5 separate regions of the Homo sapiens genome follow, and regions 2, 3, 4 and 5 are each linked to region 1. A link is a contact called in ENCODE Hi-C or POLR2A ChIA-PET data. All regions are on one chromosome and are shown on one strand. The core of a region is the stretch at or near the end of the contact, and the rest is flanking DNA. Distances in the headings are between cores, read along the strand shown. Region 1 holds the start of CRTC1 (CREB regulated transcription coactivator 1). Region 2 overlaps BORCS8-MEF2B (BORCS8-MEF2B readthrough). Region 3 holds the start of PDE4C (phosphodiesterase 4C). Region 4 holds the start of TMEM161A (transmembrane protein 161A). Region 5 holds the start of HOMER3 (homer scaffold protein 3).

Region 1 (4,888 bases), core at 896-3,395:
TCAAGAAGGAAGATGGCCGGGTGCGGTGGCTCATGTCTGTAATCCCAGCACTTTGGGAGGCTGAGGCGGGCGGATCACCTGAGGTCAGAAGTTCAAGACCAGCCTGGCCAACACGGTGAAACCCTGTCTCTACTAAAAATACAAAAAGTAGCCGGGTGTGGTGGTGGGTTCCTGTAATTCCAGCTACTTGGGAGGCTGAGGCAGGAGAATCACTTAAACCCCAGAGGCAGAGGTTGCAGTGAGCTGAGTCTGTGCCACTGCACTCCAGCCTGGGAAACAGAGACTCCGTCTCAAAAAAAAAAAAAAAAAAAAAATCCCATAAAAATTAGCTGAGCATCATGGTGCATGCCTGTAATCCCAGCTACTTGGGAGGCTGAGGTAGGAGAATCGCTTGAACCTGAGAGGCAGAGATTGCAGTGAGCCAAGGTTGCGCCACTGCACTCTAGCCTGGGCGACAGAGTGAGACTCTGTCTCAAAACAAAGATAAAGTAGGGCAGTGGCAATATCCAAGGCATTCTAAATGAAAATCGATATATATATATATATATTTAACATGAGCATTTTATTACCTGTTGTAAAGCATGAATCAAAGCATGTTTGGAAGATGTCAGCATCCCCTCCAGCCATCCTCAGTCCAATAAAATGTGTGCTTGTTGTGCCATTAGAGCCATCATCAATTCCCCCAGCTGACCTTCCTAGCTTCCACCCAGCCCATACTCTGAAATCCCTGCAGCCTCCTGAATATAAACTTTCAATATTGGTGGTTGGGGGTCCCTCTCTTGAGGGAGGGAGGGTTAGAGTCCCTCCTGCTTCCCTGGCTTACCACTCTGCCATCGGGGGAGTCTCTGCTCCTTCCTTCACTGCTGAGTCTTGATGGGATTTCTGGACCCTTCTGTTAGCACCTTGTTGCAAAATAGAGATCCTTGAACAAGACTGGACTGGAGAAGTATGCAGAGGGAAGGCTGAAGCTCTGTAACTCCAGTTCTTTGGGCTCAGGTATCCAGAGAATAGCAATATGCCCATTGCAAGGGAATGGGAAAAAGTAGTCGTCGGCTGGACATGGTGGCTCACGCCTGTAATCCCAGCACTTAGGGAGGGCGAGGCGGGTGGATCACCTGCTGTCAGGAGTTCAAGACCAGCCTGGCCAACATGGTCTTTAGTCTCTACTGAAAATAAAAAAATTAGCTGGGCGTGGTGGCGCCTGCCTGTAATCCTAGCTACTGGAGAGGCTGAGGCAGGAGAATGGCTTGAACCTGGGAGGAGGAGGTTGCAGTGAGCCGAGATCGCACCACTGCATTCCAGTCTGGGCGACAAGGGCAAAACTCGGTCTCAAGGGAAAAAAAAAAAAAAAAAAGAAAGTCGTTAAGGGCAACAGCTAGGTTTATGGACTGAGAGAGCCGATTGCAGGGTTCAGGTCTTAGCTAAGATAACTTTCCGCCTCCCTGTCTGTGGTGGCTGCAGGAGCCTCCCTCCCTAATGTTCTGTGGCTGGCCACTGGTCTTATTTACCGCATCACATTTACCTCCATCTGAAAAGTTCTTGGTTATTTGTGTGCTATGTCTGCCCCCTCTCTGACTGTACACTCCATAAGGGCAGGGATCACCTCTGCTTGTTCACGCCTGTACTCCAGTTTGCCTGGCACATAGTAGGTGCTCAGTAAATATTCCTTGAATGAATGAATGCATGAGTGACCAACGCCCTAGTCTGTTTTCAGAGCTCTTAGTCCAAACCCAGGTTCAACTTGGGGTGCCACCAATCCTTGCGGGGGGGGGTGCCTGGCCCCACCCTTGTGAATTGGGAGGATCTGGGTCAGGCCGTCTCCCTCTTGGGGGCTCCAGTGCCCCAGCCGATCCGCGGTCCTTGTCCAACAGCCCAGAGGCCGCTGTCCAGCGGGCCAGGAGGCGGATCACTGCGTCGGCGTTGAAATTTCCACTCGCGCTCCACCGCCCTTCCCGCGGGCCCCGAGCGCGCGCCTGGGCGCGCGCATGCGCCTTCGCCCCCGCGCCGCGCGCCGCTCCTGTGCGCCTGCGCCGCGCTCACGACCGCCGGCGCGCCTGCGCACTGCTCGCCGCCCGTGGGCCCAGCCGGCGCTTGCGCGGTGGCACGGGCGAGTGGGGGGGCGAGGAGGTGGAGGAGGAGGAGGAGGAGGAGGAGGTGGCGGCGAGAAGATGGCGACTTCGAACAATCCGCGGAAATTCAGCGAGAAGATCGCGCTGCACAATCAGAAGCAGGCGGAGGAGACGGCGGCCTTCGAGGAGGTCATGAAGGACCTGAGCCTGACGCGGGCCGCGCGGGTAAGGGGGCTGCCCGCGCCGACCCTTCAGGGCCGGCGGAGGGAGGGAGGGGGCGCGTGTCCGGCGCGTGCACGGGGCGGGGTGGGGGGGGGCGCGGCGGGGGCGGGGCGCGCGCGGCGGGGGCGGGGCTTGGCACGGCCCGAGGGGGACAGGTGTCCCCACGCCCCGGGCGTCGTGGGCGGGACAGGTGACCCCACAAAATCCATACCTGATGGGGTACAGGTGCCCTGCATCACTGCTCCCCGGAGGAGACAGGGGCCTCTATATCATTACTACTAGGAGGGAACAGGTGCTAGTACCTCGTCGTTACCTGACAGGGGACAGGTGTCCCTACATCATTGTTACCCGAGGGGGACAGGTGCCCCACATTATTACTACCTGGAAGGGACAGGTGCCCCCGCATCATTGCTACCTGGGGGGGCAGGATGACACAGGTGTATGAGCTGGGTGCTGCTTGCAAGCACCATTGGTAGCTGGGGGTGAGGGTGCAAGTGCCCCCGCATCCTTGCTACCTGGGAGGGACAGATGCCCTCCCATTCTTGCTACCTGAGGGGGACCGGTGTCTCTACGTCATGGTTACCTGTGCCTTTACTCCCTGGGTGTTGGGGGAGGAACGGATGTCCCCACTTGCAGAGCTGAGGTGGGACAGGGATCTCTCCCTCTTGGACAGCTGAGGGAATGGTCAGATCCTGTCCCCCAGGGGGTCCAGAGGGGGGCCAAGAAGGCAGATTGTGCTCAGTCCTGGAACTTGGAGTGGAGACAGCTGCCCCTTCTCCATGTAGCCCATATGGTGGGGGCCAGGTGATGTTCCTCCCAGTGGAACAGGGGATGCTGACCACAGCCCCTGCCCTCTCAGGACCAGGGTGGAGGGCCAGGTCTGCCTCAGGTGGCTGGGCGCATTTGGTGTGCAGGGGCAGGCCAGGTTCTGCCAGGCTCCTGTCTGGCAGAGCAGATACCCTGCAAATCTCACCTGGGAAGTTGCTGTGGGCCAGGAGCAGGGGCTTGGGGCTGGTGTCTGAGCACGGCAAGGCACCCGAGTTCCTCAGGCCTCAGTTTCTTGTCAGGCATTCTAGCAAGACCTTCCTCTTGGGGCAGGGTGGTGAGCACACTCTGCAAAGGTGATGCTGAATCTCCACTTTGTTCTTGCAGTGTGGTGAGACCTCTCTCCTGCATCCTGGGGCCTTGGGGAGGGTTTGGGTGGGCTTTGCAGATGCTCGTATCCCTGGTTTCCAGATTCAGCCACTGATGTGACTGGCTCAGGTAGACTTAACCTCAGTCTCTGATTCCTTAGGTAGCACTTTCAGTCTGTGTTACTTTGTAACTAGTTGTTTGTTTCTCTGAGAGATTGTGACCTTATAGACTAGGATTTGTGTCTTCATTTCTGTGTTGGTAATGATTGGGAGCTCACTGTCACCCAGGTACTGCTTTAGGCATGCTCGGTGAGTGTGCCACATCTGTCCTCCCAGCTCCAAGCAGCTACATTCTTGCTCAGGATGTAGAGAAAGAGATGGCTGGTGAATGAATGAATGAAAAAAAAATAAGAAAATGGCCAGGTGTGGTGGCTCATGCCTGTAATCCCAGCACTTTGGAAGGCTGAGGCAGTGGATCACCTGAGGTTAGGAGTTCGAGACCAGCCTGGCCAACGTGGTGAAACCCTGTCTGTACTAAAAATATAAAAATTAGCCGGACGTGGTGGTAGCTACCTGTAATCCCAGCTACTGGGGAGGTTGAGGTGGGAGAATCACTTGAACCTGGGAGGTGGAGGTTGCAGTGAGCCGAGATCATGTTACTGTACTCCAGCCTGGGTGACAAGAGTGAAACTCCATTTCAAAAAAAGAAAATAAGAAGAAAGTGTGCAACTTGAGCATCCTTCCACGTGAGTGTCCCCCACATATCAGGGCTTCTGAGGCAGGAGTGGCCACTTCTTTTTGTCTCCAGCACATGGTGTGTGCTGGCATGCAGTTGTTGTCAAATGTTTGCAGTGTGACCGGAAGAAAGGGGTCACAGTAGGTTCATGGGTGTCATTCTGATTAGAAGTCCAGTTTCTGCGTGGGATTGGAAATAGATTATTGTTGTTGAAAACATCTCTTTAAAATAATAGCTTTATTGAGATATGATTCACACATCATACAATTTACTTGTTTAAAGTGTACAGTTTGGTGGTTTTTAGTATATTCACAGAGTTGTGCAACCACCCCTATTTTGTAATTCCAGAACATTTTTTATCCACCCAGAAAGAAACCCCGTCCCCATTAACAGTCACTCCCCATTCCCCCTCCCCTAGCCCCTGGCAAGCACTAAGCTGTCTTCTGTCTCTGTGGGTTTTCCTATTCTGGGCATTTTATATAAATGGAATCACACAACACGTGGCCTTTTGTGACTGGCATCTTTCACTCAGCGTCATGTTTTCAAGGTTCATCTCTGTAGTATCATGGATCAGTGCTTCGTTCCTTTTTAGGGTCAAGTAATATTCCGTTGTATGGATATATTGTATTTGTTTATCCATTCATCAGTCAATGAATTTAGAAAAATTCTGAGGCCAAGTGCAGTGGCTCACACTTGTAATCCCAGCACTTTGGGAGGCCAAGGTGAGT
Region 2 (4,888 bases), core at 1,522-4,021, 470 kb after region 1:
CTGTGTGACCCCAGGCACACCCTCTGCCCTCTCTGGGCTGGGTCTCTGAGCCCCCACAACTATGTAGAGCCCAAGCTGTCAGTCCCAGACCCTCAGCTCCGGCTTGACTTGCTAAATTTAACCTCCAGGGCTAATTTTAATCCCCAGCCGGAATCGGGCCTGTTCCCACGGCTGGGATATGTTGCCCCCACCCTGATGGGTCCCTGGGGGGTGGACGGGGGCCTTGGTCCGGAGGTCCCAGGGCCAAGATGACTCCGGAAATGCCCCTGATGCCCAGGGTCCCACGAGAGCAGCAGCAGGGCTGGGGCTTAGGCCTGAGTCTCTTAAGCCTGGAAGACCTGACTCAAGCCCCTTCTCACTCTGTCTGTCCCCATTTTAGACACAGACACCATGGCTAGGGCAGAGGTCATGTGATGGGGGAGAACTGGGAAGTCTCTCTCTGCACTGAGACCCTGAGAGCTGAGATAGAAAGTGAGTTCCAGGCAGAAGGAAGAGCAGGTGCCAGGGCCCTGAGGAGGGACAAGAAACAGCGGGAGGGTGGGGATGAGGCCACAGAGGTTGGGCCATTCTAGGACTCCTTCTTTTGGGTTTCCTTCTTTTAATTTAATTTATTATTATTATCATTATTTTGAGACAGAGTCTCACTCTGTCGCCCAGGCTGGAGTACAGTGGCATGATCTTGGCTCACTGCAACCTCTGCCTCCCGGGTTCAAGTGATTCTCCCGTTTCAGCCTCCCAAGTAGCTGCGATTACGGGCATGCACCACCACACCTCGCTAATTTTTGTATTTTTAGTAGAGACGGGGTTTCACCATGTTGGCCAGGCTGGTCTTGAACTCCTGGCCTCAAGTGATCTGCCCGCCTTGGCCTCCTAAAGTGCTGAGATTACAGGCGTGAGCCACCACGCCTGGCCATATTTATTTTTTTGAGACAGTCTTGCTCTGTTGCCCAGGCTGGAGTGCGGTGGTGAGATCTCAGCTCATTGCAGCCTTGACCTCCCAGGCTCCAGTAATCCTCCCACCTCAGCCTCCTGAATAGCTGGGACTACAGGTGAGTGCCACCACGCCCTGCTAGTTTTTATTTTCTTTTTGTAGAGATGGAGTCTCACTATGTTGTCTAGGTTGGTCTCAAACTCCTGGCTGGAAGTGATCCTCCTACCTCACCCTCCCAAAGTGCTGGGATTCCAGGTGTGAGCCACTGTACCTGGCCCACTGTGGGCCTTCTGAGCTGGAGGAGGGCTGTGGATTTTGGTCTAAGAGTGATGTGGAGCTATGAGAGCATATTTTATTTTATTTCCTATTGTATTTTATTTTTTATTTTTAATATATATATATTTTTGAGATGGAGTTTTGCTGTGTCACCCCGGCTGAAGTGCAGTGGCGTGATCGCGGCTTACTGCAACCTCCACCTCCCAGGTTCAAGTGATTCTTCTGCCTCAGCCTCCCAAGTAGTTGGGACAACAGGCATGTGCCACCATGCCCAGCTAATTTTTGTAGTTTTAGTAAAGATGGTGTTTCACCATATTGGTCAGGTTGGTCTCAAACTCCTGACCTCATGATCCGCCCGCCTTGGCCTCCCAAAGTGCTGGGATTACAGGCATGAGCCACCGCGCCCAGCCTTTTATTTTATTTTTTGAGACAGAGGCTTGCTCTGTCATGTAGGCTGGAGTGCAGTGGCACAGTCTTCACCTCCCGGGTTCAAGCGATTCTCCTGCTTCAGCCTCCCAAGTAGCTGAGATTACAGGTGTGCACCACCACACCTGGCTAATTTTTGTATTTTTAGTAGAGACAGGGTTTTGCCAAGTTGGCCAGGCTGATCTTGAACTCCTGACCTCAAGGGATCCGCTGGCCTCAGCCTCCCAAAGTGCTGGGATTCCAGGCGTGAGCCACTATGAGAAGGTTTTAAGCAGAGAAGGGATGGGGCTTGGTTTATTATTTTAAGACTCAGCTCATGGCTTCCATGGGGAGCAGGTCTGTTGGAGGCCAGGGTGGAGATCATGGGCGGCTGGAGAGAAGGCAAGGGCTGTGTCCGTCTTGACAGAGACTGGGGGTAGGGCCCCCTCTGTGCTAGGCCTGTGCCTTGCACTTTAAGTCACTGTACTCCAGGGTGCGTTAGTCCTCCAGAAGCCAGCAGGCCCTACACCAACTCTGGAGGCAGGCCTGACAGGTGCAGATGAACTCACGCAGGAGTTTCACTCTCCTGAACCCCAGTGACATTGGAACCAAAGCCATCCTCCACTCTAGCCCCTGAGGGAATCTACCCAACCAAACACAGCTCTGAGCATGGCCCCCTCCTGCTCATACACTCTCCATGGCTCCCCACTGCCCTTATGAGAAAGTTCTAGCACCTAGCCTGGCATTCAAGTCTTCTTCCCAAATCAGCTCTTGCCTACTTCTCTCTCTTCGATAAATATCTCTGACTAGAAGGACCCTTTCCCCTTTTTCACCAAGCCAACTCCTATCCAAACGTCAAAACCCAGTTCAAAAAACCCATTCCTCTAGGAAGTCCTCCCTGCCATTCTTCTGGTCTCCCAGAGTCACCATCCTCCTCTAGGTCAGATTCCATGGCATTGGGGGTATATATATCCAGATTTGTCTCCTCCAGACTAAAAGCCCCTCTGGATCAGGGCCAGGAATGGACAGTAAGGTTTGGTGAGCAGAGTAGATCAACAGAGATGTCACTGACCCCCTCCACAACCCTACAGCTTCCCTCAACAACTTCCTCTCAGACTGCCCCAGCTGATACCCTGCCCAGAAATACATGCACATGCAAATCCAGCCACTCAGCATTGACCTGTCTCGGGCCCAGGTGTGAAGGGCCAGGCAAAGAATGCGGAGGCGGCAGGCCAGAGTGTGCATGTATATTTGTAGTCACATGCAAATCCCTGCCCAGAGCCGCAGACAGACCCTGGTGGCCCATTCTCCAGATGTTGGTGTGATCGGAACTGCTGGGGGAGGTGGCAGCACAGGCTGAATGTGCCAGGCACGAGGGGGGAAGCTGAGGTTTGGGGAGGCCTCTTCCGCACACACATACCCTCCCTGCTTTGTCCAGCCAGAAATCAGAGAGCTGTGGCATCTGCCCAGCGCAGAAGCACAGAGGTGGACCTATTGACCAAGGAATGGAGCACAGAAGAAAGAACAGGAGAAGAAACCCAGGAGAGCTTCTTGGGGGAGGAGGCATGTAGTTGGATGTAGACGCAGAGGCTGGATGGGAGCCTGAGTAGAAGGGGAGGGAGGTGGGAATTTGAAGCTAAGAGTCCAGTACCTTCCTACTCCTTTCATTGCACCCTCATACTTAGCGTTTATTAAGTATCAACCTGTGCAAGTCACTGAGCCAAGCTGACCTCAGAAGAAGTAGAAAGCTTAAGTAGACCAACAACCATAGAAGATTAGAAAGGTGACTCAGGACCTACCATTAAAAAGGTAATAAAGTGGGCTGGGCATGATGGTTCACACTTGTAATCCCAGCACTTTGGGAGGCCGAGGTGGGAGGATTGCTTGAGCCTAGCGGTTCAAGACCAACCTAGGCAACATAGCGAGACCCCTATCTCTAAAAAAAAAAATTTTTTTTTTAAAGGCAATAAAGTTCAAGGCTGCAGTGAGCTTTGAGCTGCTGCACTCCAGCCAGGGCAACAGAGTGAGACTCTGTCTCTAAAAAAGAATAATAATTTCAAAATTAAAATAATAACTAAAAAACATGTTTAAAGGCCCAGGTGGTTTTACAGCTATTTTCTCAAATCTCACAGAACAGGAAAGTGCAGCATTATTTCAGTGAACTTAGATCTTTGAAATAGACGGGATCTAGCCGAGTCACTTTTTTTGTTTTTGAGATGGGGTCTTCCTCTGTCGCCCAGGCTGGAGTTCAGTGGTGCAATTATAGCTCACTGTAGCCTTGAACTCCTGGGCTCAAGTGATCCTCCAGCCTCAGCATCCCGAGTAGCTGGGATTACAGCTATGTGTCACCACACCCAGCAAATTTTTAAAAACTTTTTATAGAGATGGCGATTTGCTGTGTTGCCCAGGCTGGTCTCAAACTCCTGGCTACTCCCAGATACTTCCAGCTACTTGAGAGGCTGAGGTGGGAGGATTGCTTGAGGCCAGAAATTGGAGACCAGCCTGGGCAACACAGCAAGAACCTGTCTACAAAAAAAGTAAAAATTAGCTGCACGCCGTGGCACACACCTGTAGTCCTGGCTATGTGGGAGCCTGAGACGGGAGGATTCTGTGAGCCCAGGAGTTCAAGGTTACAGTGAGCGATGATGATCTTGTAAGCTCTTCCACTTCCAGCTCTCATGCATTGCTGGTGGCAGAGGAAAAAGGGACAAGCACTTGGATAATCCTCTGGCATCTACTAAATCTGAACAGATGCCTACCCTGTGACCCAGGAATTCCGCTCCTCGATGTTCAATATTCACGCAAGAGAAATGGGTCCAAGTTACACCTGAGGACACAGACAAGAATGTTTTCTACAGCTTCATACATCATTGCCTCAAACTGGAATCAACCTGGAAGCCCTTAATGGGAGAGCTGGTCAACACTTTCTTGTTGATTCTATGATCAGTTATAGCACAGCACAGAAAAAGGGTGCACTCTCGCTGCACACAACCACGTGGATGAATCTCAGAGACCATTGGCCAATTCGACGATCCCAGACTCCATCGAGAAGATGCACTGTGTGATTTTATTTACATGAAGTTTCAGAACAATCAAAACTCACTGATGCAGCTGGGCGCAGGGGCTCAAGCCTGTAATCCCAGCACTTTGGGAGGCCAAGGCGGGCAGATCACTGGAGGTCAGGAGTTTGAGACAAGCCTGGCCAACATAGCGAAAACCCATCTCTACTAAAAATACAAAAATTAGCTGGGCGTGCTGGCATGTGCCTGTAATCCT
Region 3 (4,888 bases), core at 1,206-3,705, 460 kb before region 1:
GCTAGCCGGGTCCTGCCCTAGGCTCCCCCACTCCTCCACTTCATCTTCAGCCTGAACGTTCCGCCTGTTATCTTCCACCTCCGGGTCTTTGCACAGGCCGTGCTTTCTGCCCGGCCCACCCTCCTCCCTCTCCACACTACCTGTCCCGTTCTACCCTCAAACCCTGTCTTTCCCTCTGGCTCCTCCTCTTTGGGGTCAGAGGTCAGAGAAAGGGCGTAGGGCAAGAACTGGGGCGCTAGAGAAGGCGGTGACCTGGGGGTGGGTTTTCAAGAAGGGCAGGCGGAAGCGGCACCGACAGGAAGACAACCGGGACCGCCTGAGACTCGGAGCTCCCGGCCGAGGGCCAGTGTCCGGCTGGTCCCGGCCAAGACTTTTGGGTCAAAGGTCACCGTATCCCCGTCCACGAGCTGGGTCGGCACCCCGCGTAGGCTCAGATCTGGGTAGAGGTGGGGGATTTGGCAGCATTCGGTCCAAGTATGACCGGGTCTGAGTTGGGTCTGATCACGTCGAATTGGACTTGGTCACGAAGAGTTTGTTCGATGAGTTCGGGAGAATTCGGCTACGTCCGATTGAGCTCGGGAGACTTCGGATAAGTTCGAGCTTGTTCGCCTAAGTCCGGTTACGCTCGGTCTGCTTCGAACAAGTCCGGGTGACGCTCGGGCCGGGTCGGGCATGTTCGGTCACGTCCGGCTACATGAGGGCTAGTTCGGGCATCTCCGACTAAGACCGGCCGCGCTCGGCCTGTTCCGTCCGACTCCAGCGGGTTTAGCAGCACCGGGATGAACCCCACGGCCAGCCGAAGGGGCGGGGCTTCTTAACCCTTCCCTGGCCCGTCTGGGGTGCGCCGTGGGCGCTGTGGTGCAATGGGAGACGCTCTTAGGGGCGGACTGGAGGCGGCGGATAACCCAGATCTGCCCCTCGAGGGGGAGGCATGCGGATCGCGACCCCCTACCCCTCTCTCGGCTCTCCCCAAGGGTTCCAGAAAAGCGCGTCTGTGGACAAATAGGGAAACTGAGGCCAGGAGCGGCCACAGGGCGTGCAAATCCGGATCCCGGGCGCGGAGGGTTAAGGACTGGGCCCGGGTTTTCTTGGGGCGGGGGAGGCTGTTTTTCTTTCTGCTCTAAACTTAGCCGGGAGCGGCGGGGTCAGGCTGTGGTTCCATGACGCGGGCGGTGCGGGGGTAGAGCCCCCCGGCTGTGGGAACGGCGCGGCTGCCCATTGGCCAGGGGGGTAAACTGAGCCAGGGAGGCTCGGACTTGGGTTCGGGTCTGGCCTGCGCGGGGCCGGCCCTCGTTCATCCTCACTTCTGAGTACCCGCGACGCGCCCTCGACGTCCCTGCGCTGTCTCTAGCGCCTTCAAAAGGGAATGTGCTTCGCTAGTGTTTGGTGCCCCGAGGTCGCTCTCCAGGACACGGAACCCCCACTCTCCCACTCCCTGGTTGAAATGGAACCACCAGGAACCACGGTCATACCTTCTCCCTCCAACCCCAGCTATGACCTTGGAGAGGGACCTCCCCTCTCAGCCTTTGGGTGCCAGACTTACCAAGTGGGTGCCAATTCGGCGCGGACCAAGCGCAGGATGCCAGCCACAGTCGGCGCCCACAAGCCCCACTCCGAACCCCAGCCTTGCCCCCATCCCTCCCCACGAGGTCACAGTCGTTTCTGGAAAGGCAGGGATTCGAACCCAGAGGGGTGGACCGAGTGCTTAGAGGATGCAGCGCAAGCAGCTGCCGGGCGCAGGCGCGCGCTCAGCCTGGGACTCCCGAACGCCCTGCCTCGAAAACCCCCTCAATTCAGGTCTTCCTCCGTGGACACCCAGAGTTCATTGTGAGGCCCCCAGGGCATCTCTTTGCTGGCACTGGGACAGGATGCTGGTGGGAGGGGGCACCAAGGGAAGGAGTGCCCCTTCCCCCTCCTCCCACTGCCAGGACGCACAGCCTGCCTGCCCCAGGCCGGCGAGGGTCAGGAGGAGACGTGAGCCTCAGCCCGTCCCACTCTGGGCCTCACAGCTGGAAGGAGACAGACGGCTGGTCCCCTGGGCCTATATCCAGGCGGCGGGTGGAGACAGACGGAGACAGAGAGAGACAGAGTCACCAACTGCGAGACAAAAGTAGGGTAAGGTAGGGTAGAGGGAGAGAGATACAGAGAAAGCGAGGGAGAGGCAGAGCGTCCAAGCCCGGACTCCGGCCCCGGCCCCAGCTGTCCCTGGCCTTGTCCCTGTCCCTGCCCTTCCCACCTCCACACCGGGCGTCCCGGTGACCCCGCCAGGCCCTCTGTCCAGCCTCACCACAGCGGATGGGCCACCGTGAAGCGCCGCTGCAGGCGGATGCTCTGATTCACCAAAAGCTTCCTGAAGAGCCCGGGGGAGCCGCGCGGGGATCCCCGAGGGGAGCCGGGCCCGGGGACCGGGGCGGGCGCGGGGGGGCCCTGCATCGCCAGGACTGCGTGGAGGCTGGACCGAGCGCCGGCTGCGCGGGACCTTTTCTGGACAGCTGCGGGGGCGGGGCCCAGCGGGGAGGGGGCAAAGGGCGCATCGGCCCCGCCTCGAGGCCGGCGGCTCCCTGACGACCCCCGGGACAAACGGGGAAACTGAGGCACAGAGTCAGACGCAACTCTCTGCTCCTTTTTTTTTTTTTTTTTTTTGAGACGATCTCGCTGTGTTGCCCAGGCTGGAGTGCAGTGGCACAGTCCTAGCTCATTGCAGCCTCAACTTCCTGGGCTCAAGGGATCCTCCTACCTCAGCCTCCCAAGTAGCTGGGACTACAGATGCACACCACCACGCCCGGGCTAATGTATTTTCTGGAGAGATGGGGGTGTCTCTTTATGTTGCCCAGGCTGATCTCGAACTCCCAGACTCAAGTGATCCTCCTGCCTCAGCCTCGCAAAGTGCTGGGATTATAGGTGTGAGCCATTGCGCCAGGCCCAACTGTACTTCTTTAGAGGGCTGCCCCTAAGATCTCAGAGCCTGGATCTTACTCAGCCTTCCTCGGCACGTCCCTGGTTAGTGCAGCTTGCTGGGCCAATAACTGCTAAAAAGTGTAGAATGAGGGAGTCAGAAAGCAAGGTGCCCAGAGAAACAGCTGTCTTGCCTTCCATTATTGAGGGCATCACCGAGGTATAGAGTTTGCCAATGTCCGATCCCACGCAATGTTTCTAATCCTCCTCTGCCCATTTTCCAGATGGAGAAACTGAGGCCTAGTGCCATCAAACAGCGCACCAGAAACTACAAACCCTTAATCCTTTGCCAAGTGGGGAAACTGAGGCTTCCATGGACGCGGTCACGGGCATGGGTCTTTGTTGCAGAAAGCGAGACCCAAACTCAGGGCCCCCTCTCCCAGCACCCCTCCACGCAACTCCCCACGTGATCCCCCACCTGCTCTGACATTCCCCAGGCCCTGTCTCTGGATGCCTTCACCTCTCCTGCTGTCTCCTCCTAGACAAACATCCGCACATCACCTCTGCCAAGTCTTCTGTCCTGCGAAACCTCAGCCGCCCACCCCTGCCATCAGAGGGACCTCACTGTCCCAGGACTGGGGGGGGCCTCTGGTGTCTGGGAGGATTCCCAGAGTCTGTACCAGGTGCTCTACCCTCAGAATGCTGGAGTCAGGCTGGCCTTGTTCCACTTTACAGAAAAGGAAACCAAGGCTTAGCATGTGTCACACAAGGAGGAGGGACCTAGAAACAGCCATGTCACAGGCAGAGGCCCAGGGGACCTCCCAGCAACTGAGGCCTGACCGTGCCCCTTGCTGTGGAATGACCTCTGTCTCTCAGCCTGGGCCTTCCCCCCGGGGCGGCTGCCTCAGTCTTGGTGTCCCCAGACATGGTACCCATGTTTCTGGCAGTCCTGGAGAAGCCCATTGATCAGGGATCCCACAGGAGATCCTGAGGCAACCATGCTAAGGCCAGATACATGAGAGTCTCCCCATTCTACAGATGAGAAAACAGAGGCTCAGAGGAGGAGTCACACAGCCCAGAAAAACAGAGAGCCTCAGGTATCTGGCCAGGAAGCCCCCCTAACCCCCGCAGTCTTGCAACCAGACACCTGGCGGGAACCAGACCTCGCTGTCCCCAAGACAAAAATACCATCGTTGTCTGCTGGGGCCAGACCTAATTATAGCCATCCCTAGGGGACACATGCTGCTAGGATTGGCCTTGTGGGGACACTGGAGCCAAGGTCTCAGCAGTCTTGACACCACCTCCCCGCCACTGTGAGAGAAGTGACAATAGTTACATGTCCCCAAGGAGAAACCGAGGCACAGAGATTCAGCCCCTCCCCCAAAATCACAGACATAAAATAGGAGGCTAAGACTAAACAAAATTATGTAAACTGAGTGCTTCAAAAACATGCAGCACTCAGCCAACAGCAGTGAAGGGAAAAGTCATTGGATTTTCAGACGAAACCTACAAAGTGTGGACTACTATTCCCATTTCGAGGATGGGGCTACTGAGGCACAGAAAGGCACAGTCATTTGCCTAAGGACACACAGCCATAAGGTGCAAGACTGGGGTCATTTGAACCCGGACAGGTAGTGTTCTTCCCAGCCTGGGTCCTCCCGCACTGGATGCGTTAACTCATTTCATCCCCTCTGTAGTCCCAGGGGCGAGTCTCACATTAATATTTTATCAATAGGTTTACTATTAATGTTTCATCCATATATTTAATTTTAAATATTTTATTAACAGTTCTAACAGGAAGGTGTTAATTAATAGCTGTTCGGATGGAGAAAGAGTCACAGCAAGGGGTGGCCACAGAGCCAGGACTCAGCATTCACAGCCTGGCTCCTACCAGGCCCTGGGAGGCTCTCCAAGCCCCGCTGGGTAAGGGACAAAAGCTGAAAGAGGTTTGGACAGAAGCACCCCTACCCTGACTCCATCCCTGCATTACTGC
Region 4 (4,888 bases), core at 1,236-3,735, 450 kb after region 1:
TGTGCCAACACACCCAGCTAAGGCTTTTTTTTTTTTTAATTAGGAATTTTCTCACCCAGTTCTTAATTCAGAACACATTTTCATATACTTATTTTTAAACGTTTTAGAAGAATCAGTCTGTGGTGAAGCTGGGTTTTCCTGCTTGAATGCAGTAAATACCCATTTGCTGCCAGTAATTACATAATTATGTAAAATTATGTGCTCAGGAGAGCTGTCTACTAGTGTTCTGGAATTATCATCAAAATGAAATAAAGTTTATTTAATAGTAAAATTAATTATGAAAATAATCCTTTAATCAGGCATAAATAAGCTAAATTTAGTCGGAAAAACCCTAATGTGATGGGTACCGGGCCTAGCACGGTAATTCAAAATGACTGCTGAGGCCAGGTGCGGTGGCTCGTGCCTGTAATCCCAGCATGTTGGGAGGCTGAGGCGGGCTGATCACTTGAGGTCAGGAGTTTGAGACGAGCCTGGCCAACATGATGAAACCTTGTCTCTACTAAAAATACAAAAATTAGCCAGACATGGTGGTGGGCGCCTGTAATCCCAGCTACTTGGGAGGCTGAGGCAGCAGAATTGCTTGAACCTGGGAGGCAGAGGTTGCAGTGAGCCGAGATTGTGCCACTGCACTCCAGCCTGGGCAACAGAGTGGGACTCTGTCTCAAAACAAAATAATAATAATAATAAAATAAAAATACATAAAATAACAGACTAATAGGACATTTTCTCTGTACCTGTGACTTGTAAACTGAGACCAGAAATCTTTTTTCAGTAATGAGGTTGGTGGCGGCATCTTTCTCATCTCTAAGTCCTCATTGCTCGCCCTCCCCGGGACCCTAGTGCAGACTGGCTGGCTGGCACTTAGGGACCATGAGTGCCAGCCCATGGGCCCCTGCAAGCCAGTGGGTCAGGGCTGTTGAAGCCCCACCCTTCCCCTAGGACCCTGCCCTCCCACCCCCCAGTCTGTTTTTCTCCTCTCTCTCCGACCTCTCTCCTGTGACCTGCCAGGGTTTTAACCACCCAATCAGCCAGCCCATCAAAACCTCAGCACGGTGACACCTCCAGCCCAGACCTCTCTGCTGAGCTCAACCAGTAGCCTCCTCCAGGCTCTCCTGGGAGACCCTAGCACTCACCCATCATCCCATACCCTTCCAGGTGGTTCAGGCCCTTCCCAGTCTCACAGTCAGCCCCCAACTTGGTTCTGCACCCTGCAGGCATAGCTAGAGACCATCCCTCCACCTCCCCACAGCTCAGCTCTCTCCTCAGCCCTCCCTGCACCCAACCACTGGAGTCTCAGAGGTCTTCCTGGACCTTTGGGCTCTTCATCAATGACCCCACCACCCCCCAAAACCCCCCAAGGGAAAAGGTGGTGGAGGGGTGCATCTCTCCACCTAAGGCTCCCAGAGGTCTGTCCAGGGATGTTCTGATGGCCCTGCCCTCCACCCAGCCTCCTGTCTCAGGGTCAGGGCTCTGCAGACATCTGCAAGAATTTTCTGGAGTCTTCCATCAGCTCCTTCTTTTCCCTTCACTGGATTTACGATTCTCGAACTCAAGAACCCTGATAAAATCAATGCAGCCTCCCTCCTCATTCCCGGGAGCCTGTGCCTTCATCTCCTACGGCGTCCTGCACCTCCGCCTGGGACGACGCCCCACTTTCAATAATTCCGGCCATCAGTGCCCTTCCTTCAGGGCCATCTCCAGCGCCCCTCCTCGGGGATGGTCCCAGGCAGAGACCCTCCAGTTCCACGTCCCTCTCTCTGCCCAGGCCGGTCCCGTCAGGGTTGTGGGAGTCCCCCATCTCCCTGCACCAGCCTGACCCCCAGGGGCTGGGCTAAGTTTTAAGAACACACTCAATAGGTTGGACCCAGAGCCGCGTGAGACCTGAAGGTTCCAACTTTCCTGTCTCCCACTCTGAGAACCTTGCCCGCCCTGAGGCCAACCAGACCTCCTGAGTCCACCTCCCACGGCCTCCCCTGCCCGTTCCACACACCCCGATATAGCAGGGACCCCCGATGGATCCTGTCGGCGCGGCCCCCACGCTCCTGCAGGACCCCCGTCCCCAGAGTGGACCCCCAACAGGACCCCACACCGCCTTAACCAGGTTCCAAATGTGCTGGGGTCCCCAGTCCCCTCTGTGGGACCACGACCCCTCAAAAGGATCCCAGACCCCTAAAAGGTCTCGAGGGCAGAATCCCCAGAACGCTTAGGGGCTTCTAGTCCCCCTGGGTACAACTCCCGCCGACTCCCTCGGAGGTCCTGTAGCGAGAGCAGGGCTCCCAGAGAGGGACACACGGCCTTCAGCGTGCCCCCGAATCCCTCAGAGCCTCCAATCCCCAAGAAGAAACCCCAATCCATTCCCTCAGTGTCTCCCTGGACCCCTTCGGCTGGACCTCGGCCCTGCAGAACCCCCCACTTCGCGGGACGCTCGCTCACCATGACGCGTGCGAGAACGCGGTGCACTCACCCACCGGCCTAGGGCTCCGGGCACTCTGCGGAAACTCGACCAATTAGAGCCCGACTCTGGTCTGACGAGCATCCCGTCCGACCAATCAGTGTGTCTTGAGCCGGCAAATCACCAGGGACGAGGAGGCCGCTCGCGTTGCATGCCGGAAATTGTAGTTCAGATACGCTGGTTCGGATCGATCAAAGTGAAGATTGTGTCTGGGAGGCCTGCGTGGCCGACCTCTCTTAAGGCTTAGTTTTCTCTTTCCTACACTTATCTCAAAGGTTTGCAGCGAAAGCATTTATTCCCACCTAAGGGACATTTCTGAGAGTAGAATTCCCTCCCCCCATCAAGAACATTCAATGGCTCCCACTTAGTAGACGAAGTACTTAGTACTCCTAAGTACTAAGTAGGCTAAGTACTCAGACTGAATTCAGACCCTTCTGCCTGACTTAAATCTGCTGCTAGCACTATTGTGCACCCTATAGTACAACTTGCACCCACCATGCTGTCTCATACCTCCAGGCCTTTGTAAATATCCTACATCTTGCAATGCCTTCAAGAATGCCTCAATCTTAAAATAAAAACAAAACAAAAGCAAAAAAGAATGCCTCAATCTTTTTCACCTGGCAAGTGCCTTATTCATCTCTATCAGCTAGGACTCTGGCTGTGCTCCACAAAATATCAACTAACATGGGTTCAAGCAAAAAAGGAAAATTTTTGGCTCATGTGACAGAAAATACTAGCCATAGTGTCAGCTTCAGGCGTGGCTGGATCAAGGACCAAATGTCAGCTTCAGGGATCTGATGTTCTTTATTTCACCGCTAGGAGGAAAGGGCTTCTGGTGTTTGTGCCCCGGTTTTGCCATTTGTCTTTCTGTGGATGAGTGTGTCTGCCTGAGTGTAGACATATATTGGGTATGACTGAGTGTCTGAGCATCTTTATGGGGGTGGGTTCCTGTGTGTGGGGCCTGAGTAATTACCTTTTCGTTTTTACATTTTATTATGTATTTGTGTATTAATTTTTTTTTTTCTTGAGACGGAGTTTCGCTCTTGTTGCCCAGGCTGGAGTGAAATGGTGTGATCTTGGCTCACCGCAACTTCCGCCTCTTGGGTTCAAGTGAGTCTCCTGCCTCAGCCTCCCGAGTAGCTGGGATTACAGGCATGCACCACCACGACTGGCTAATTTTGCATTTTTAGTAGAGATGAGGTTTCTCCATGTTGATCAGGTTGGTCTTGAACTCCCGACTTGAGGTGATCCGCCCACGTCGGCCTCCCAGAGTGCTGAGATTACAGGCGTGAGCCACCGGGCCTGGTTTATATTTTATTTTTTTAACTTTCGGCTGGCAAGTGCTGAATCCTAAGCGCACTATCGCACGCCACCTCGTGGTGGAGGGCAAAAGCGCAGTCTCCCTGGGATGGAGAAGTCAAACCAGTCTCACTTGTGGCCCTGGGGGCTCCCAGCCTTAGAAAGCGGCCCATAGTTTTATGGACCTCACACTGGGTGCTTAGCCTGTGGGCACTAACATCAGGGACTGGCCTGACTTCTTGTCCACCGTGAGGGTGAGATCCAAAGGCTGGGAAGGCTCTTTCTCTCTGGCCATGCCTCAGTTTCCCCCAGGGTACCCGCTACCTTGACCCTTTTCCTCTTGCTCAGTCCCTGGCCCTGGTCTGGATGTGCGGGGTTGGGGTGCCAGTGAGTAGGTAGGTCTTCAGCCCATGTGGAAGGAAGGCCAGGATCATTGTCGGGGAGGTCCTCAGAACAGAAGGGTGGGTAACTGGCTGAAGAGTTTGCATCATCTGTGCATGTAGCAGTGGCGCTGCTGGAGGTGGCAGGAGCTGCATGCTCAGCTGGACCTCCACAGCCATTGATCACTGCCATGAGGACCGTGGCTCACCCCTCCTGAGTGGGGAAGGGACAGAAGGGACCAGGTGGGAAGTGTTGAAGACTTGAGTCCAGCCAGGCATGGTGGCTTGGCGTATGCCTGTAGTCCCAGCTACTTGGGAGGCTTAGGCTGGAGGATCGCTTGAACCCAGAATTTTGAGACCAGCCTGGGCAGCACAGCAAAACACCCATCTCTAAAAAAAAATTAAATTAAAAAAAAAGTTAAATTAGCCCAACGTGGTGGCTCAAGCCTGTAAGTCCCAGCTACTCAGGAGCCTGAGGTGGGAAGATTGCTTGAGCCCAGGAATTTGAGGCTGCAGTGAGTCGTGATCATGCCACAGCACTCCAGCCCTGGCAACATGACGAGGAAAAAAAAAGAGGCTGGGTGCAGTGGCTCATGCCTGTCATCCGAGAACTTTGGGAGGCCAAGGTGGGAAGATCACTTAAACCCAGGAGTTCCAGACCAACCTGGGCAACATGGGGAAACCCAGACTATACAAAAAATACAAAAATTAGCTGGGCAGGCTGGGCACAGTGGCTCACGCCTGTAATCCCAGCACT
Region 5 (4,888 bases), core at 1,463-3,962, 260 kb after region 1:
TCAAGGTAGATGGGACAGATACTAACAAACATGAAACCCCCCAGGTATTACCTTGTATTAGGGTCTTGAAGGTCTTTACTCTGAACCCTTTCAGGAGATAGAGACTAGGGCCTGGGAAGGCTTAGGGTTTCCTGTCCCTTGGGCACACAGCAAGCCAGCCACCAGACCCAAGGTTGTCACCAGGACTCCTGGTGCCTCTGCCCCACCCAGACCCCACCCTGACCTTGGCGCCTCCGATGCTGATGATGCGGTACACATTGCGGGTGGCATCGTAGAAATAGGAGACAGTGAGTGCGTGCTTGCCCGCTGGGATCCAGTTTCGCTTGGTGGCTGGGTCAATTTGGAACACGTGCGCCCGTGTGCTGAAGATTGGCTGCTCCCTGCGTGGGGAGAGGGTGTTTGGTGGGGGCCAGGCACCCCCACTTAGAAAGCTCAGGGCCAGGCTGGGGGAGGTGGGAGCTCACCTGGCTGTGGACATTGGTCAGGCTGGGATGGGCAGGCTCTAGGGGGCAGCCAGAGAGGTGGCAGGAGCACTGGTTTGGCCCCTAGGGAGAGAGGAGGGACTATGAGTGTCCCTCAGGCCAGGCTGAGGGAGGCCAAGCAGGTTCCATCTCAGGACCCATCACCAGGTGTGCCCGTCATGGAACTTTCAATCAAAAAGGCAGGAGAGGCCCAAAGTACACCTGGTGCTTTGGGAGGCTGAGTCAGGAGGATCCTTTGAGCCCAGGAGTTCGAGACCATCCTGAGCAACATGGCGAGACCCCATCTCTACCAAAAATTTAAACAATTAGCTGGGTGTGGTGGCATGTGCCTGCCGTCCCAGCTACTGGGGAGGCTGAGGTGGGAGGATCACTTGAGCCCAGGAGGTCAAGGCTGCAGTGCAGTGAGCTATGGTCAGGCCACTGCACTCCAGCCTGGACAAGAGAGTGAGACCCTGTCTCAAAAAAGAAAGAAATTATAAAAAGAAACAAAAAGGTAAGATAATTATTATAGATAACTCAGAGCAAGCAGACCCCATCTTTCTTTGTCTAGGGGAAGCCCCCACAACACCCTGTACAGGAGATGGCCCTCTGAGAGGAGCCTGGTGGCCGCTGACATCCAGATGTAAATTTCTCATTGTCCTGGTTATTGCACCCCCGTGAAGTCCCCTCCATCCCAGGCTGAGCTGTGGAGGCCAAATCTCTGCTGAGTTCTTTCCACCACATTCACCCATGACTGGCCAGAGCGGGGCTCTCCACCAAAAAATGGGGCGTTGAGAGGTGTGTAGTACCAGGAGACCAGTTCCCCACTACACCCTGCAGAGGGACCCCACCCCCAGCAGCTCCCACCCTAGGGCAGAAGCACACCTTGAAGTCCAGAGTCCAAATCCCCAGGGAGCCCCCAGCCAAGTTAAAAAGACAAGATGTAGACAAACAGCCAATCCCAATGCCCACCATGAGGGCAGAGCAGAATCCACACTGGGAGACCAGGGCTCCCCAACCTCCCCATTGGGCCATTCAGCAACCCCGAATCTGCAGGGGACCAAGGAGGAGTTTGGAGGAGGGGGAAGACAGGTGGGGGAGGGGAGGCCCTGGCCCAGCGGCCTCTGTGGTCAAAGGGGGGATGCCCCCCCTATCCTGTCCTGGGCAGCTGCTGTCCTGGTCACAGGGTCTGAAACCGGAGCCCCTGAGTGGGGGTGGGGCGGCAGCTCTGGCCTGGACTGGGGGCGGGTCCTGCGCCGGGTGGGAGTTGGGGAACACAGGGGTCCCCGGAACCCAGGCCCTTCCGGTCCGGCAGCTCCTGCTGCGACTTGCAGCGTTTGGGGAAAGTTACTCACCAACTAGTCATGCGCCTCGGATGCCGCCGGCCACGGGGCTCCCGGAGGGGGGTCCGACACCGCCCGGTGCCCGGGATCCCCAATCTGGCCGGTGGATGAGGCCCCATCCCATGCACCCGAGTGCGGGGGACGGGGGGGTTAATATTAATTCAGGATCCCATCCCCACCCGAGGCAGGACACCCAGTGCACGCCCCAACTCCGGGACGCGGGCTCTGACCCTGGAACTTCCGAGATTCCCGCGACGCCCCCTGTCTCTGGGTCCAGAACTTCGGGGGACACCTCTTCTGCCTCCTCCAACCCCAGGTCGGTAACTCCGGGGACTCCCTTCGTGACTCCTCCTCTAACTGGGTCCGGGACCCCGGTCCTCCGCGTTGTCCTAGACTCCTAAACTTCGAGGACCCCCTGCCACCCCTCCAGTCCCTGGGTCCGGGACGTCCGGACCCCTCCCACCCCAGTACCCCACCCCAGGTCCGCAGCTTTGGGGACCTCTTCGCAGCCTCCTCCAACGCCGGGTCCAGAACTTTGGGAACCTCCCACGCAGTCCCCTCTCAGACCCTGAATCCAGAACTTCGGGACCCCCGCGCTCCCTCCAGCCCTGGAACTTGGGGACCCCTCGCGCCGCTCCCAGTCCCGGGTCCGAAACTTCTGGGGAACCCCCACGCCCTCCCCTTGGCCCTGGGACTTCGAGGCCCCCGCGCTCCCAGCGCAGGCTCGGCAGGCCGGGCTCACCCTGCCAGGTCGGCGCCCCGCGAGTGTCCAGGCGCGAGTCGGGTGCGGCCCCCGCGGCGCTGACTCCGCGCTGCCGGGCGCCCCGCTCGCTCCCTGGCTCCCGGGCCCGCGCCCTCCGCGCCGCCCTCCACGCCGCCCGTGCCTTTGTCTGCGCCGCCGCCGCCCGCGCCGCCTCCGGTCCCATCGCGGCCGGTCCCGACGCGGCCGCCGCCCGCCCCGCCTCCCCGGGCCGCCAAGGCCGCCCCGCTGCGCCCCCTGCCGGCTTTTTGCACTGGGAGAGGGTATGGGGGAGGGGATAAGGGGGAGGGGCGGGGGCCGGGACTGGGGAAGGGACGGAGGATTGAGGGAGGGGGTTAGGGGCGGTGGAGGGGGAGTGGGGGGGGGGGTTGCGTGGGGTCGGGTTGGGAGCAGAGGGTGGGGACAGAGAGACAGACGGAGAGGGACATCTGGGATGAGAAAGAGACCCAGAAACAGAGACACGGGGGAGACAGGCGGAGAGATAGGAAGCAGATGGAGAGAGTTGCACGGACAGCGATGTGACCTCACCCTCCTGTCACCTTCTCAGGAGACAGCTGCCTCTGTCCCCACTACCTGAGGTCATAACTTTGGGCCTGTGAGGGAGGTCAGGTCCCTCCCGGGCTGACATGGGTGGCCCAGTGAGGTTGGGGAGGGGGCAGTGGGTCTCAGGGTCTGCATACAGTAAGTGCTCAATGGGTGTTGCCAGGAAACGGAAGAGATCAACTTCGGGAGGGAACGGGAAGCAAGACAAAGAGAGAGAAGCCTCTGTTCCCCTGCCCGTCCCATCCCTAAGCAGGGACGTCTGTCCACCTCTGTCCCTCCCAAGACGATGGTAAAAATGCCCACAATGGTTGGATTAAGGTTATCTTTGCTGTTGTTTGAGGGTTCCAAAATCCAAAGGCTGAGGAAATGTCTCCAACGCATGGTTGCATCCCCTCAGCCTCCACTGGCCTGCGTTTGTCACCTCTGGTCACAGGGAGCACCCCCTTCCCACACTTGCCAGGAGAGCATCCTTCCGGAGTTGAACTAGGATCCACCTCCCCAGCCCCAAGCCCATGTGTCCCACTTGTCAATCCTGGTGCCGCCCCCTCTCTGGCACCGTCTCCAAAATCACACGGTGCGGCGCCGTTGGTTCGTTTGTGGACAGAGGTCCTGCAGCTCCCTGGAACCAAGGCCTGTGGCGCCCTAAAGCTCTGATCTTACATTTGAGTTTTTCTTTTCTTTTCTTTTCTTTTTTTTGAGACAAAGTCTCACTCTGTTGCCCAGGCTGGAGTGCAGTGGCACAATCTCGGCTTACTGCAGCCTCTGCCTCCCAGATTCAAGCAATTCTCCTGCCTCAGCCTCCCGAGTAGTTGGGACTACAGGTGCATGCCACCACACCTGGCTGATTTTTGTATTTTTAGTAGAGATGGGGTTTCACCATGTTGGCCAGTCTGGTCTCGAACTCCTGACCTCAAGTGATCTGCCCCCCTCGGCTTCCCAAAGTCCTGGGATTACAGACGTGAGCCACCACACCTGGCCGACACTTGAGTGTTTTGACAACTTCAGAGAGGCTTTTGCTTTTCATCTCCAAGACCTCTGCTCCTGTCTCCTTTCCCTGTTCCTTTATTTCTGTTTCCTTCTAAGAAGAATAGTATATCTGAGCTGGCGGTTACATTACATTCAAATTACCTTTAGGTGAATTCCAGGTCAGGTTGTTTTTGGAGATTGACTCCTGCGCCAAGATCTGAGTCTTCCCCCATCCAGGCCTTTGCCCAAACTGTTCCTTCCACCTGGAATGCCCTCGCTGCAGGCATCTCTTCTGCCTTGTCCTTCCAGGCTCAGCGCCACCACCCTGTCTCCTCCTCCAGGAAGCCTCTCTGACTACCCTGGCCTTGGAAGGGATCTTGCCCTCCCCTGTCCCAATCCCTGTGACTCTTTTTTTTTTCTTTTTTAAAGTTTATTTTTAGAGACGAGGTCTCACTATGTTGCCCAGGCTGGTCTCAAACTCCTAAGCTCAAGTGATCCTCCCACCTCGGCCTCCCAAAGTGCTGGGATGACAGGTGTGAGCCCAGACCCTTTCTGTGACTCTTATGTTACCTGTTTATTACATGACCAGGTCTGGGTGCTCCTCTAGGGCTGGCCCATCCATCCTGAAGCCCCAGTCTGACCCAGCACAAGAGCGACTGTTCATCCCACAGGGGAAACTGAGGCACAGACTCGGTTTCCCTGGCTGCTTCTAACTTCACGAGGCATCTGCACAAGGGAAGGATTTGGCTCTGTTCTCAGGCCGGAAGCCACGAAATGCTTGAACATTGTGGGGAGCAAAGAAAATACCGTCTGTT

Evidence for each region. Hi-C counts contacts between places; a loop is a spot of excess contacts on that map. ChIA-PET counts read pairs that join two places held with the same protein, here RNA polymerase II (POLR2A). Pooled maps may share reads with other maps.
Region 2: a loop to region 1 is called in a pooled map, with 4 times the contacts of the local background. The contact joins the enhancer-like site here to the promoter of CRTC1 in region 1. A Hi-C loop is called at or near these places in 1 of 50 pooled maps. POLR2A ChIA-PET finds 5 or more read pairs at or near these places in 4 of 52 experiments (CD8-positive, alpha-beta memory T cell, H1, PC-9 and 1 more).
Region 3: a pooled map shows a loop between it and region 1 (5-fold over the local background). The contact joins the promoter of PDE4C here to the promoter of CRTC1 in region 1. A Hi-C loop is called at or near these places in 1 of 50 pooled maps. POLR2A ChIA-PET finds 5 or more read pairs at or near these places in 2 of 52 experiments (SK-N-SH and activated B cell).
Region 4: a pooled map shows a loop between it and region 1 (6-fold over the local background). The contact joins the promoter of TMEM161A here to the promoter of CRTC1 in region 1. A Hi-C loop is called at or near these places in 4 of 50 pooled maps. POLR2A ChIA-PET finds 5 or more read pairs at or near these places in 2 of 52 experiments (CD8-positive, alpha-beta memory T cell and T-cell).
Region 5: a loop to region 1 is called in a pooled map, with 2.5 times the contacts of the local background. The contact joins the promoter of HOMER3 here to the promoter of CRTC1 in region 1. A Hi-C loop is called at or near these places in 5 of 50 pooled maps. POLR2A ChIA-PET finds 5 or more read pairs at or near these places in 5 of 52 experiments (GM10248, GM12878, H1 and 2 more).

What each region holds. Positions count from the first base shown.
Region 1 is chr19:18,681,535-18,686,422 of GRCh38, forward strand. CRTC1 (CREB regulated transcription coactivator 1) reads left to right here and starts at 2,146. Exons shown (of 14, transcript NM_015321.3): 1 at 2,146-2,294. The coding sequence starts at 2,169. RefSeq lists an enhancer at 1,536-1,835 and a silencer at 2,046-2,135.
Region 2 is chr19:19,152,845-19,157,732 of GRCh38, forward strand. The region is part of intron 5 of BORCS8-MEF2B (BORCS8-MEF2B readthrough); the gene reads right to left. All of the region lies in intron 1 of MEF2B (myocyte enhancer factor 2B), which reads right to left. Among named protein-coding and RNA genes, the nearest start is that of MEF2B, 15 kb to the right of the region's middle. RefSeq lists a silencer at 2,747-2,816 and an enhancer at 3,037-3,216. Within about 2 kb of position 2,772, at least 2 of the 41 ENCODE cell types and tissues checked have a DNase peak (open chromatin) inside an H3K27ac peak, as active enhancers do.
Region 3 is chr19:18,223,983-18,228,870 of GRCh38, forward strand. It overlaps PDE4C (phosphodiesterase 4C), which reads right to left and starts at 2,456. Exons shown (of 15, transcript NM_001098818.4): 1 at 2,288-2,456. The coding sequence starts at 2,433. RefSeq lists an enhancer at 564-803 and a silencer at 2,340-2,399.
Region 4 is chr19:19,135,993-19,140,880 of GRCh38, forward strand. It overlaps TMEM161A (transmembrane protein 161A), which reads right to left and starts at 2,486. Exons shown (of 12, transcript NM_017814.3): 1 at 2,434-2,486. The coding sequence starts at 2,436. RefSeq lists enhancers at 1,868-2,729, 2,214-2,423, 2,704-2,893 and a silencer at 2,484-2,563.
Region 5 is chr19:18,938,505-18,943,392 of GRCh38, forward strand. HOMER3 (homer scaffold protein 3) reads right to left here and starts at 2,713. Exons shown (of 10, transcript NM_004838.4): 1 at 2,547-2,713; 2 at 465-545; 3 at 224-380. The coding sequence starts at 478. HOMER3-AS1 (HOMER3 antisense RNA 1) reads left to right here and starts at 1,750. Exons shown (of 3, transcript NR_134913.1): 1 at 1,750-2,120. RefSeq lists a silencer at 2,677-2,876.